2 separate regions of the Homo sapiens genome follow, and region 1 is linked to region 2. A link is a contact called in ENCODE Hi-C or POLR2A ChIA-PET data. All regions are on one chromosome and are shown on one strand. Each heading gives the region's core, a stretch centred on a gene start or an enhancer-like site at or near the end of the contact. The rest is flanking DNA. Distances are from core to core; before and after follow the strand shown. Region 1 overlaps LIMD1 (LIM domain containing 1). Region 2 overlaps CDCP1 (CUB domain containing protein 1).

Region 1 (6,407 bases), core at 3,414-5,913, 560 kb after region 2:
CCCATCCTCTCCCTTCCTTCCCTAGGGCAGCTGCCATTATGAATTGAAATTTTCCTACTGTTACCATATATACTATTGTCAATAAAAAACATACAGTACTAGTTTACAGTACTAGTTTGTGGCCGGGCATGGTGGCTCACACCTGTAATCCCAGCACTTTGGGAGGCCGAGGTGGGTGGATCACCTGAGGTCAGGAGTTCGAGACCAGCCTGGCCACCATCTCTACTAAAAATACAAAAATTAGCCGGGTATGGTGGTGAGTGCCTGTAATCCCAGTTGCTTGGGAGGCTGAGGCAGGAGAATCACTTGAACCTGGGAGGCAGAGGCTGCAGTGAACCAAGATCGTGCCACTGCACTCCAGCCTGGGCGACACAGCGAGACTCCGTCTCAAAAAAAAAAAACAAAACAGTACTAGTTTGTGTATGTGTGTGTGCGCACTCTCAAACTTACACATATACGATCATTGGTATATCTTCAGGCATTTTGCCTTATTTGCACTGGTGTTCAGTTCAATTAATAATGATATGCATAGATCTAGCCCTTTCATTTTGACTGCTGTCTGGTATTACATCCAGTAAATACAGCTCCAGTTTCTTCGTCTATTTATCAATTCTCATATCTAGTGAACACTGAAGACGCTTCTAGTTTTTCCATAACAACGTTGCCGTGAACATCCATACATGTCTGTCCTCATGCATGTTTGGGTAATCTTCTCAAGGGGCAACCTTAGAAGTGTGTTGTGGATTATGTGTATTTTCAGATCTATTGGCCCTTGACAAATTGTTCCCAAGTAGTCATCCCAGTTGATGATACTCCCACCAGTGTGAAAGGGCTCCTCTTGTCCCACACCTTCCAAGACATGCTATTAGATTTAGTAATTTTTGCCAATCTATGAAAGTGAGATAGAATCTCATTGTGGTTTTAGTTTGCATTATCCTGATTGTTGATAGGATAGAACATCTTTTTATTATAGATATTGGGGTTATGATTAATAATCCTGGTTATTCCTAAGGTATAACAGGTTTTCTATTCTATGCACTTTCTCTTCCTGCCCTTTGCTCATTTCCCCATTGGATTATTTATCTTTTTCTTATTAATTGGTGTTCTTTGTGTCTTAGGTACTAATACTATTTTAATTTATTTTATTTATTTATTTTTGAGACAGAGTCTTGCTCTGTTGCCCAGTCTTGACTCACTGCAATCTCCACCTCCTGGGTTCAAGTGATTCTTCTGCCTCAGACTCCCAAGTAGTGCGTGGCACCATGCCTGGCTAATTTTTTTTTTTTTTTTTTTTGAGACAGAGTCTCCCTCTGTCACCCAGGCTGGAGTGCAGTGGCATGATCTCGGCTCACTGCAACCTCCGCCTCCTAGGTGCAGGCGATTCTCCTGCCTCAGTCTCCCAAGTAGCTGGGGTTACAGGTGCATGCCACCATGCCCAGCTCTTTTTTGTATTTTTAGTAGAGATGGGGTTTCACCATATTGGCCAGGCTGATCTCGAACTCCTGACCTCAGGTGATCCACCTGCCTCAGCCTCCCAAAGTGCTGGCACTACAGGCTTGAGCCACTGTGCCCGGCCAATTTTTGTACCTTTTGTAGAGACAAAGTTTCACCATGTTGGCCAGGCTGGTCCCAAACTCCTGACCTCAAGTGATCCTCCCGTGTCAGCCTCCCAAAATGCTGGGACTACAGACGTGAACAACTGTGCCCGGCCAGATACTAATAGCATTTTATATGTGCTTTGGCCATCTTCTGATCCATGGCTTACTCTTCCTTTTTTCTTTAACTCAACATGTACTGCACTCTGTTAGAGTATTGCCAAAGCTTCCCCTCCAAGTATGAAGCTGACTTAGCTATATCTTCAAGGAATGTAGCATATACTCAGAGTATTAAAAAGTCCTACAGGAACCTACAGGAGGGCTGGGGGAAACATTCAGACAACACTAGATCTGGTAGCAACGACCACCACAGCAAAGAAGATGGATTTGTAGTTAAAGTTACTTCCTTTTTTATGCCTTTTCCGCTGCGTTGATGCTTTCAGGGTCCTCTCTGAGGTCTGAGGAATGTTCTTTGACAGTCTTGTCGCTATCTGCCTTGCGCTGCTTTGCCTCCTGTGGGCGTCACCAGGCGAGGGCAGCCAGTGTTCGTCTGGCGGGTTTCTCTGTATCTCGGGCACTGTTTGTGACAATGATGATTTTACTTTCATTTTGTGGGCTGGCCCCAAAGGGCTTGGTTTAACTTTTTGCAGAGAGTTCATTCAGTTTCTGAAACCCCCACATTGCCTGTTGAGTATGTGTTGAGCCTAGCACTGGAAATGCCCTCAGATCTGTGAATACTGCCAAGTAGGGGATCCCGGGACACCCTCTGCTGACCTTGAGCTCACAGCCCCATTGTGTTTTCCATAAGAGATGAGAGGGACTGATAAAGGATGTTTACCTGTGTTAGCCTTATGGAAGCAAGAGTTCCATCCAAGGAATCAGGGTGCTTTGAACTTTTCCCACTCCCGCCTACTCGTTTTAGGTCAAGAGAAACAAAAATATCCTTCCAACAATGTGTGTTTTCTACAGTTTAGGTGAGAAAAAGATAGGAAAATAATAGTTAACCAATGTATAGGACTCTCCTGATAGGCGGTCACAATGGTCCTGGAGCATATGTCCAAGGTGACTGTCATAAATGCCTGTGGGAAACTGCATCTTCACAAGAGACTGTTGCTTGGATGCCCCCTTGTGTTGCCTCTGCTGTCCTGCCACCAAATGCTTTGCTGGCATCTTTCCAAGCAGATAGGAGGTGCTGGAAGGTGAGCGTAGGATGACTTCCAAGTCAGCCCTTGAGTCTTTTTGCCAAATAGCACCTGCCAGGGCACCCTTCCTCCCGGCCTCAGCCTGCCTGCCTCTCGCCGAGGGCCACGGCATCTTTTAGGAACTGGAAAGTGTCATTGACAGTTGGCGGTTTTTACGTGTTTATTTCTGCCTAAAGATTTTGCTTTTCACTTTTCACTTTTTCCACTGCATATTAAAATTTTTCTTTTTTTACCCTGTGTTTGTGATTTTTTCCTTAGGCCGGAAGCTGAGAGGAAAAGCCTTTTATTTTGTCAACGGCAAAGTGTTTTGTGAAGAAGACTTCCTGGTGAGTGTGTCACCGAAGCCTCCCCTTGCATGTCCTGGCCAGAGTCAGAGGGCAGGGGCCTGGGGGGACCTGGGCCAGCGTGTAGGGAAGCTGCACTGCTGGAGAGAGGGGCCCTGCCTTTCCTTCTGTAGATACTTGGGGGTGGCCATGTTCCTGAGGCCAATGGCAAACCACACAGCTTTGTACTTTGAAGGAACTGTGGGGTCACTTGGCTATCCTCTTGCTGCTTTCTGCAGTTCTGCCTCTTCCACCACCCTGGACTCCTCCTCTTAGACCACTGGACTGGGACCTGGGCTCTCTTCTTCTCATCCCACTCTCTCTGGGGATCTAGCTTCTCCCATGGACTGGAAGTCCATCCATGTGCCAGTGGCTCCCAGACCTGAGCTCTAGCCCTGCCGCACCTCTGAGGCCAGCTGCTGGCATCCCACTGGCCCCTGGGCTGTGTCCCAACCCCTCACGTACCAGCCCCTCACCATATTTCTGTGAAGCAGAAAAATCTTACCTTGCCTTGGGTCCTGATCTGTGAGAATTGCCTCCTAGGTTTGTCCTCAACCCCACCTCCTTGAACGCAGCCAGGCGTTGAACTCTGTGCTGCCATGTCTTCCACAATTCTGCCTCCGTTCATACCTCCGGCATGGCTCAGCCAGGCTAGCTTAACGGCCTCCGCACACCCGCATCAAGAGGCCTTATAGGGCATAAACCTGGCCTGCTTGGTCCCAGCATGTGCAGGGTACAAAGCACACTCAGAAGCTCTCCGAGGTCTGGAATCCCCAGCTGCCCACACCTATGCAACCTCATGCCTTCGTGCCTTTGCTTGGGCCATTTCCCCTGCTTGCAATGTCTTGCCCCTTTATTTTCCCAGATCCCCCCAACAGCCTTCCTGTCCCTCCTGCACCCACAATGGAGGAGCTCTTCTGTGCTGCCACCATGCCCAGGGCCTGCCCTGGCAGGGCTGTGGGCTGTTAGCCCTGAGCAGTATGTCTGCTTACAAGTCTCTCCTCCATTGACTGAAAGCTTCCAGGATAGAAAGAACATGCGTCTTCACCTTCACACCTGCAGATTCTAACAAGATGCCATGCAGACTGGGTGCTTGGTAGTTGGTGGTTGAAATGACTCTGTCATCTCAGGGATGAGGAATGTGAGATGCAGAGATGGGCTCAGGGCCAGCTTCTCCCTGCCTTCCCTTGAGAAAAGCTCTATTTGGTTTTCACTGAAAAGTTGATTCATTATGATTCCTGTTGGCCAGAAACAGACTAGCAAACCCAAACGGGCTTAAGTAAAAAGGAAATTATTCCAGCAGTGCCTCAGGAGTCATTTTCTCCACAGTTTTTGGCCGTGTATCTCAGTGTTAGCTTCAGTCTCAGGTCCTATGTGATGGCCAGATGTTGGGAGGACCCCAGAGTTTACATTCTCTCAGTTTCACATCCGATGGGCAAGAGTGCCAGTCCCTCCTTCGGAATCCTCCACAGACGTCTGATGGAGTCTCATTGGCTCTTACTGGGCCACATGCCCACGCCTGGAAAAAGTAACAGTGCTGGAGGAATGCAAGGCTCTGATGGGCCAGATCTGTCAATGCCCTGCCTGGGCCCTGGCATGGAGCCAGCCCACATGGTGATGGGAGCCACGTGGTGTGGAGCTGGGGGCTGGATCTCAAATGAAAATAGAGAGCTATTACCCCCAGAATGGGGCGTAGGTGCCAGACAACAGAAACCTCCACCACATGGTGTAGAGTTGCAGAAAGTTTCCCTTTTTTGTTTTTCCCAGCTTCCTTTCATAAGGTTTCCCCCAGTTAAGTTGTGTTTGTAATACCCAAACTTCTAGTCTAGCGTGTAGCATCTAGTATGTTTTTTGAAGAGAGCACCTCATGTCTTTCAAGACTGTGTGTGTGTATGTGTTTAGGTAAGATAAGGTAAGGTAAAGTAGATATTTATTAAGTTTCTTTGAAGCTAACTATAAAAGGCATTAGCTTTTTAACCAGAACCGGAGTTGAATTTGATTTCTGTCCTTACCCTTTGTTGGCTGTGTGACCTTGAAAAGTTCACTTAACCTCTCTGAGCTGCCCTCTGCTTCTATTTGAGGATTCTGGGTAATAATGTAGACCTTGCAGAATTGTTGTAAGCATTAGAGTGATGGTTTCAGAATCCCCTGAAAGGCTTGTGAAAACACAGATTGCCAGAACCCACCCCCTGAGTTTCCAAATCAGTAGGTCTGGAGTGGAGCCCAAGGATTTGCATTTTTTACAAGCTTTCAAGTGATGCCAGGGAACTGCTCTTTGAGAACCACTGAGATGGGATTAAAGCATCTCTATATACAGTCCCTTACATAGAGCCTGGCATGCTGTGGGTGCCCAGACACAGTCATTGTTAGAGTGAGTGGTACTAGTATTTGTGATGGCTTTCGTGGCAGAGAATATTCTATGACTCAGCCCACAGCTGTGTTGTACTTGGGGATGACAGAATTCTGCACAGAGTGACACATCTTTCTGAGAAATTCCTTATAATCCTCTTGGCTGTTGGGGAAGTGGCTGATTCATCTTACCAGTCTGGGTTTAACTTTCTTTTCTTTTTCTTCTGCAGTACTCTGGTTTCCAGCAGTCGGCTGACAGGTGTTTTCTTTGTGGACATCTGATCATGGACATGGTGAGTAGGTCAGCCAAAGAAGAGAACAGCATCTCAGGTGGAGGAGGAGGTGTTCAGAGAAAAAAGAAATTAATAATTGAGGACAGTGTTTCTTATCTTGATTTGTGGTTACAGCTGGGCGCAGTGGCTCATGCCTGTAATCCCAGCACTTTGGGAGGCCGAGGCGGGCGGATCACGAGGTCAGGAGTTTGAGACCAACCAGCCTGGCCAATATGGTGAAACCTTGTCTCTACTAAAAATACAAAAATTTTCCGGGCGTGGTGGTGCATGCCTGTAGTCCCAGCTACTTGAGAGGCCAAGGCAGGAGAATTGTTTGAACCCTGGAGGCGGAGTTTGCAGTGAGCCAAGATCACGCCACTGCACTCCAGCCTGGGCAACAGAGTGAGACTCCACCTCAAAAAAAAAAAAAAAGTCCCTGTAAAGTACAGCTTGCTTGTTCTAATAGAACCCACATTGTTGGCTTTTATTGGAATTAACATCTTTAACCATCTAGAGCACACGCTATCATGTTTCCGATAATGCTTTCTCCTCCTCTGGGCTGTTTGAATCGCACTGGCCTCCCTCTGGCTTCTCTGTGATCCTTGTGGCATCCCAGGTGAGATGCTAAATACAGTCTGTTTTTACTGCAGAAATCTCAGCTACCTT
Region 2 (6,508 bases), core at 1,787-4,286:
AGCTAGTGGGTAGGACCCAACATCCAAACATACGGTCTTAACCTTTCGATATATATCTTCCCTTGGTTAAAAAGAAAATTATTTGCTGGGCATGGTGGCTCATGCCTGTAATCCCAGCACTTTGGGAGGCTGAGCTGGGCAGATCACTTGAGGTTAGGAGTTCGAGACCAACCTGGCCAGTATGGTGAAACCCTGTTTCTACTAAAAAAAAAAAAAAAAGAAAAAGAAAAATTATTATTGTTTTGAGACAGTTTCACTCTGTCAACTCTGTCACCCAGGCTGGAGTTTATGGCTCACTGCAGCCGCCGCCTCCTGGCCTCAAGCGATTCTCCCACCTCAGCCTCCCTAGTAGCTGGGACCACTCCCTAGTAGCACATGCCACCACACCCAGCTATTTTTTGTAGAGACAGGGTTTTGCCATGTTGCCCAGGCTGGTCTCAGACTCCTTTGGGCTCAACCAAATATGCCTGCCTCGGCCTCCCAAAGCGTTGGGATTACAGGCGTGAGCCACCATACTTGGTCTTGATTTTTTTTTTTTGACAAATAATTTACACATAATAAAATACACAGATCTTAAGTGTTCAGTGTGATGAGTCTGTACAATTTTGTTATATCCATTGTATCAATCACCCAAAGAAAGATCTAGAACATTCTTATCATCCCAGAGTTTCCTTTGTGCTCTTTTCCAGTCAGTTTCCCCCAACTTCCCATCCCCTAAAAGGCAACGATTTTCTGATTTCTATCACTGCAGATTCTGGCTGCCCTGGAACTTCATAGAAATGGAATTGTACGGTACATACTCTTTTGTCTCTGGCTTTTTTTCTCTCTGCAGAATGATGTTTTTAGGGCTCATCCATGTTGCTGTGGGTATCAGTCGTTCTTTCCCTTATTATTCCTGAGTAGTACTCCATGAGCGAGCATATCACATTTGTTTATCCATTCCTCTGTTGGTGATTTAGATTGTTTTCAGTTTTTGACTTTTATGGATAAGACTGCTATGAATATCCTTGTACAAGTGTTTGAGTAGACACATAGTTTCCTTTCTCTTGAGTAAATACCTAGGTCTCATAGGTAAGCACTATGCTTTGAATATAGCTTGTCCCCACCCAAATTCATATTGAGGTGTGGTCGGTCCCCAGTGGGGCAATGTTGGGAGGTGGTGCCTTTAAGAGGTGATTAGGTTGTTAAAACAGATTAATCTCTTTCTCACAAGACTGGGTTAGTTCCATGGGAGTGGATCAGTTTTCACAAGAGTGGGCTGTTATAAAGCTAGGCTGCCTCTCATGTTTTCATCTTTTTCACACATGCCCGTTTCCCTTGCCACTCCTCTGCTATATTATGGCACAGCAAGAGGCTCTCACCAGAAGCTGAGCAGATGCTGGTGCCATGCTTCTTGGACTTTCCAGTCACCAGAATCGTGAGCCAAATAAATCTCTTTTCTTTATAAATTACCTAGTCTCAGGTATTCTGTTATGGCAACACTAAATGGACTATGAGAGTAGGTGTAAGTTTAACTTCATAAGAATCTGCCAGACAATTCTCCCAGGTGGTCACACCATTTGACACTCCCAGGAGCACTCCATAAGAGTTCTGTTGCCGTCCATTCTCACCATCATTTGATGTTCTCAGCCTTTCTTGTTTTAGCTATTCTAGTGGGTGTGAAACACTATTGTGGTTTTACAGTTTATATTTCTTTTGAAAATTACTGTATAATAATCAGGTGGACTGTGGTGAGATACCTCATGTCCCAGCTAAAACAGAAGCCCAGTTTATTGATTCTGGGGGCAAGACAGACTGCCCGTTATGAGGAGGCTCTCTGTAATATCACACTTCATTCCACTTTCTATTTTGCATTTGCACCTCATTCATTAGTCATTTTACACATTTCTTTCCACACTTCTTTTGGTTGGATCTCAAAATAACCTGAGGAACCTGAGGGGTAGACACAGTTAATTTCCCTGCTGCCTACAGAATGTTTTCATATGTGGCTTCAGCAGGCAAAACAGGGTGGAAATGTGCAGCCCTTATCTCTCACAGATGGGTGTTTTAAATGTAAAATTACCTATTAACATTCATAAATCTATGGAAAGACAAGACAGATCTTTACTCAGTGAGGTCTGTGTGCTTTGACAAGTTGCCTTATCTCACCCTCACAACATGGGGGGAAGGAGGAATGACTATTGTTATTTTACAGCTGAGAAGGTTGCAAATTAACCGCTCAATGTTCCCTAATAAAGGGGCAGATCTGTGATCTGGACACAGTTTCCTGCCTTGAAAGAATCCCATAGTTTTTCTACAACATTGCAGATGCCTTCATATAAAAAACATTTGAGGCTGGGTGTGGTGGCTCACGCCTGTAATCCTGGCACTTTGGGAGGCTGAGGTGGGCAGATCACCTGAGGTCGATTGTTTGAGACCAGTCTGACCAACATGGAGAAACCCTGTCTCTACTGAAAATACAAAATTAGCTGGGCATGGTGGGCTTGTAATCCCAGCTACTTGAGAAGCTGAGACAGGAGAATCGCTTGAACCCAGGAGGCGGAGGTTGCGGTGAGCCAAGATCGTGCCATTGCACTCCAGCCTGGGCAACAAGAGCAAAACTCTGTCTCAAAAAACAAACAAACAAAACATTTGAGCCTGATGTTTAACCCCCACCTGCCACCAAAAGAAAACCCTTCACTATTTAATAGTTATTGACACTGTTGTAAAAGCCACACTGGGGACCTTTGAAGGGATTGGGTTACTGACTGATGTTTCATAAAGGCCCCTAATCATTTTTGTGGTATCTATAGATAGACAATTTTTTTTGGAAATGGACTCAATGGGAGTAAGTCAAAGGCCATAATACCTATCAGCTCAGCAGGACAAATTTAAGACTCATGGAACACAAGTTACCCAACAAAAACAAAAAACAAGAAGCAAAAACAAATCCAATAATTATTTAAGGTTCCAGGTGGCTTCTGGAGGTTGTAAAAGCCAAAAAAGGAGCAATGTATCTGCTTCCACAACCAGCATTCACCCAGAGTGGTTAACAAAGCGTCCTGTGTAACACACTGGAAATGCACATCTGCTTGTCGTATGTGACTCATGATCACCCAGAAGCCCATGGGTTTTGAAGATAATAGTTTGTTTGGTATTTTCAGGAAAGCAAACAGATTTTCCAAAAGCTAGAAGAGGATGCATAAAGCAGTAGGCTAGTAGGCTAGAAGGCTCTCCCTAAAGCCTTATAGATGGGTAGATATATAGATGGGTAGAATATAATATAGATGGGTAGAATACTGTACCATTAACTCACATAATCATTATCAGCAGGGCCACTTGAACCTTTAGAAATTATACAAAGAGAGAAACAGGCTGCCTGGTGAAAGTGGTAATAACATCAGGCATGACATGGTAATCTTGTGATATCAAAAAAGAAAGGAGAGGGTGCATTGTGGAGCACTTAAAAACAAGATTTGTGTGGTAGAGGTGAACATGAACTGAGCTCTCAGACACCCGTGGTTTGCACACTGTGGGCAGCTGAAGCTATCACTGCTTACAGATGTGGTCACGGATGGCCACATCAGTTATTCCTCAGTTCCTGGGTAATTGTACATGACTCAAAACACAGGATGTTTGTGGTCAAGCCATGGAAAAATACTCCCTACAGGAGTTCTCTGGGTCTAGTTTGAACCTACCTGATGTTTCTCAGCAAAGTAGAGAGGACTGATGGTAGATATTTTTATCTTGTTTTTTGGACAATTAGGTTCAAGGTAACACCTGTCTGTTTTTTTGTAGCCTGGGCCCACTGTGCTCAGGTCCTGCTGTAGATAATGAGGGGTTTGGGCTGGCTGGTGCCTCTCACAGCTTTCTCCACCCCTGCTGAGGCTCTGGCTTTCTATGGTTGCACTTTGGTTTGAGAAGGTCTCCAGGCTCTGCCTTTGCTCTTATTTCTGATGCCCTTCTCCTTGTCTGCCCCACCACCAAGCAGCTGCTCTCATGGGTGCCCCACTTCACTGTATCTGCCTTGCCCCTTCAGATGGGCTGTGGGTTCTTATGGTGCAACTGGCTCTTGAGCCACTTTGGAAAAGATGCTGACTCCTGAGATTGGTGCAACACGGATTTATGGAGGGCCTGGAATGTGTCGGAAGCTGTGGTGGGAATAGAAAGAGCAATAAGACAAGATTCCTGACTGGGAGGAGTTTAGTAAGATGCAGACGTGGAGACAGATAAATCCATGTTGTGTGAAGAATGCAAACCACCCACAAGTGCACTCCTGGGGTAGTGGCTTTGGTCTGGGTAGTTGTTCCCCTGCTTCTGGGGACAAAGGAAGGTCAAGTTAGGGCAAAGCCTGGGTTGGACTCAGAGAGGTGCAGCAGTGAAGGGGTCGAGGGGGAAACTAGCCCCAGGAGATTTTCCTCTAGCACTCACAGGAGAAGCAAGGGCAGAGGCTCTGACCCAAAACTCAGTCACCTTGAGGCCCCTCTCTCAGCTTCTTTCTCACCTCCAAGGCTAAGAAAGCAGGAGCAGCACATAGAGCTCTTCCAGTGATCATGAGCGGCACACACCATTGGCACAGATGGGGCCTCCTGCACAGCCTGAGAAGGGCCAGACTCTGCCCAGAGTCTCCCCTTAGTATTCCTACCAGCTGCGGTCCACTCTCCTGCCTCCAACCTCACCACATGCCATTGGAATTCCTTCCATGAGTGACTTGCTGCATCCTACCAATCATTTCTGGAGCCACAGTCTAATCTCTTTGTTTGAACAAGTGTTGTGTCTTTCTTTCCTTTCTTTCTTTTTTTTTTTGAGATGGAGTCTTGCTGTGTTGCCCAGGCTGGAGTGCAGTGGCACAATATTGGCTCACCACAACCTCCACCTCCCGGGTTCAAGCGATTCTCCTGCCTCAGCCTCCTGAGTAGCTGGGACTACAGGTGCCTGCCACCACGCCCGGCTAATTTTTTGTATTTTTAGTAGAGATGGGGTTTCACCATATTGGCCAGGCTGGTCTCAAACTCCTGACCTTATAATCTTCCCACCTCGGCCTCTGAAAGTGCTGGGATTACAGTCATGAGCCACCGCGCCCGGCCCGTGTTGTGTCTTTTCTAACCCTGCATGCCTGCCTTGACCTAGAACCCTGCAGGAAACATTTAAAGAGCGCTCACTACCTGCCAGGCACTGTGCTACCTCACACTGTCCTCACAACACCCCGATGAGGACAGTCTTACCACTTCCACTTTACAGATGAGCAACTGGGTCACAAAGAGGTGAAGTGACTTGCCCATGGTCAAAGTAAGTGGGGGAACCAGATTCAAATCCATGCAGGCCAACTCCAGGTCATTATCCTTAATGGGGCTATGCTGCCAGCAATACAAGCTGCCTACAAACACTTAGCAAATGAGAGAGAATAAAGAATGAGGGCTGGGAGTGGTGGCTCACACCTGTAATCCCAGCACTTTGGGTGGCCGAGGCGGGTGGATCACTTGAGGCCAGGAGTTCAAGACCAGGCTGGCCAACATAGTGAAACCCAATCTCTACTAAAAATACAAAAAATTAGTTGGGTGTGGTGGCAGGCGCCTGTAATCCCAGCTACTCAAGAAGCTGAGGCAGGAGAATCGCTTGAACCTGGGAGGTGGAGGTTACAGTGAGCTGAGAGCCGAGATCACGCCACTGCACTCCAGCCTGGGTGACAGAGCAAGACTCTGCCTAAAAAAAAAAGAAAAAAAAAGAATGGGTCAGACAAACAGGTAGGGGCACAGGACTGGCTTCCTTGGGCTAGCCCTTGAAATTTAGGGTCCACATAGAGGTTCAGAGGATCAAGATGAAGCTGCCCAGAGATCAGAGTTCTCAGGCAGTCCAGCCCAACCTAAATTTATCCCCAAAGATATTTCTGCCGCCAAGTCCACTCACTCCGCTAGAAACAGTGCAAAGTTAGAGGGCTTGACACTGCTAAACACCTCTCAACGGCAGTTATTGCCCTTTAATCTCAGCACTAAATCCATGTCCTTCTTGATGCTGTTTATAGCACGTTTAACAATTTGATTAGTTTTAGAAATCAACCCAGCTGATGTTACAGTTAGCAGAATTAATCAGAGCTTCTAAGCAGCATTCCACCATGACTGAGGTGATAAACAAATCCCCCTGTCTTCTAAACCCCAAGCCCACTCCATTTCTAAATCCTTTTGTGGCTGTTTTCAACATTCTGATTGTACAGTTGTGACAGTGGAATCATAAAAATGTCTCAATGGATACACACACACACACACTATATATATATGTGCATGTATACATATATATATGCATGTATACATATATATATGCATGTATACATATATATGCATGTATATATATATATGCATGTATACATATATATGCATGTATATATATATATGCATGTATACATATATATGCATGTATATATATATATGCATGTATACATATATATGCATGTATATATATATATGCATGTATACATATATATATATATGCATGTATACATATATATATATATGCATGTATACATATATATATA

What was found. Hi-C counts contacts between places; a loop is a spot of excess contacts on that map. ChIA-PET counts read pairs that join two places held with the same protein, here RNA polymerase II (POLR2A). Pooled maps may share reads with other maps.
Region 1: a pooled map shows a loop between it and region 2 (3-fold over the local background). The contact joins two enhancer-like sites. A Hi-C loop is called at or near these places in 4 of 50 pooled maps. POLR2A ChIA-PET finds 5 or more read pairs at or near these places in 2 of 52 experiments (WTC11 and naive thymus-derived CD8-positive, alpha-beta T cell).

Annotation. Positions count from the first base shown.
Region 1 is chr3:45,662,595-45,669,001 of GRCh38, forward strand. It overlaps LIMD1 (LIM domain containing 1), which reads left to right. Exons shown (of 8, transcript NM_014240.3): 3 at 3,056-3,123; 4 at 5,700-5,762. Among named protein-coding and RNA genes, the nearest start is that of LIMD1-AS1, 23 kb to the right of the region's middle. Within about 2 kb of position 4,664, at least 11 of the 41 ENCODE cell types and tissues checked have a DNase peak (open chromatin) inside an H3K27ac peak, as active enhancers do.
Region 2 is chr3:45,102,440-45,108,947 of GRCh38, forward strand. The region is part of intron 4 of CDCP1 (CUB domain containing protein 1); the gene reads right to left. Among named protein-coding and RNA genes, the nearest start is that of CDCP1, 41 kb to the right of the region's middle. Within about 2 kb of position 3,037, at least 4 of the 41 ENCODE cell types and tissues checked have a DNase peak (open chromatin) inside an H3K27ac peak, as active enhancers do.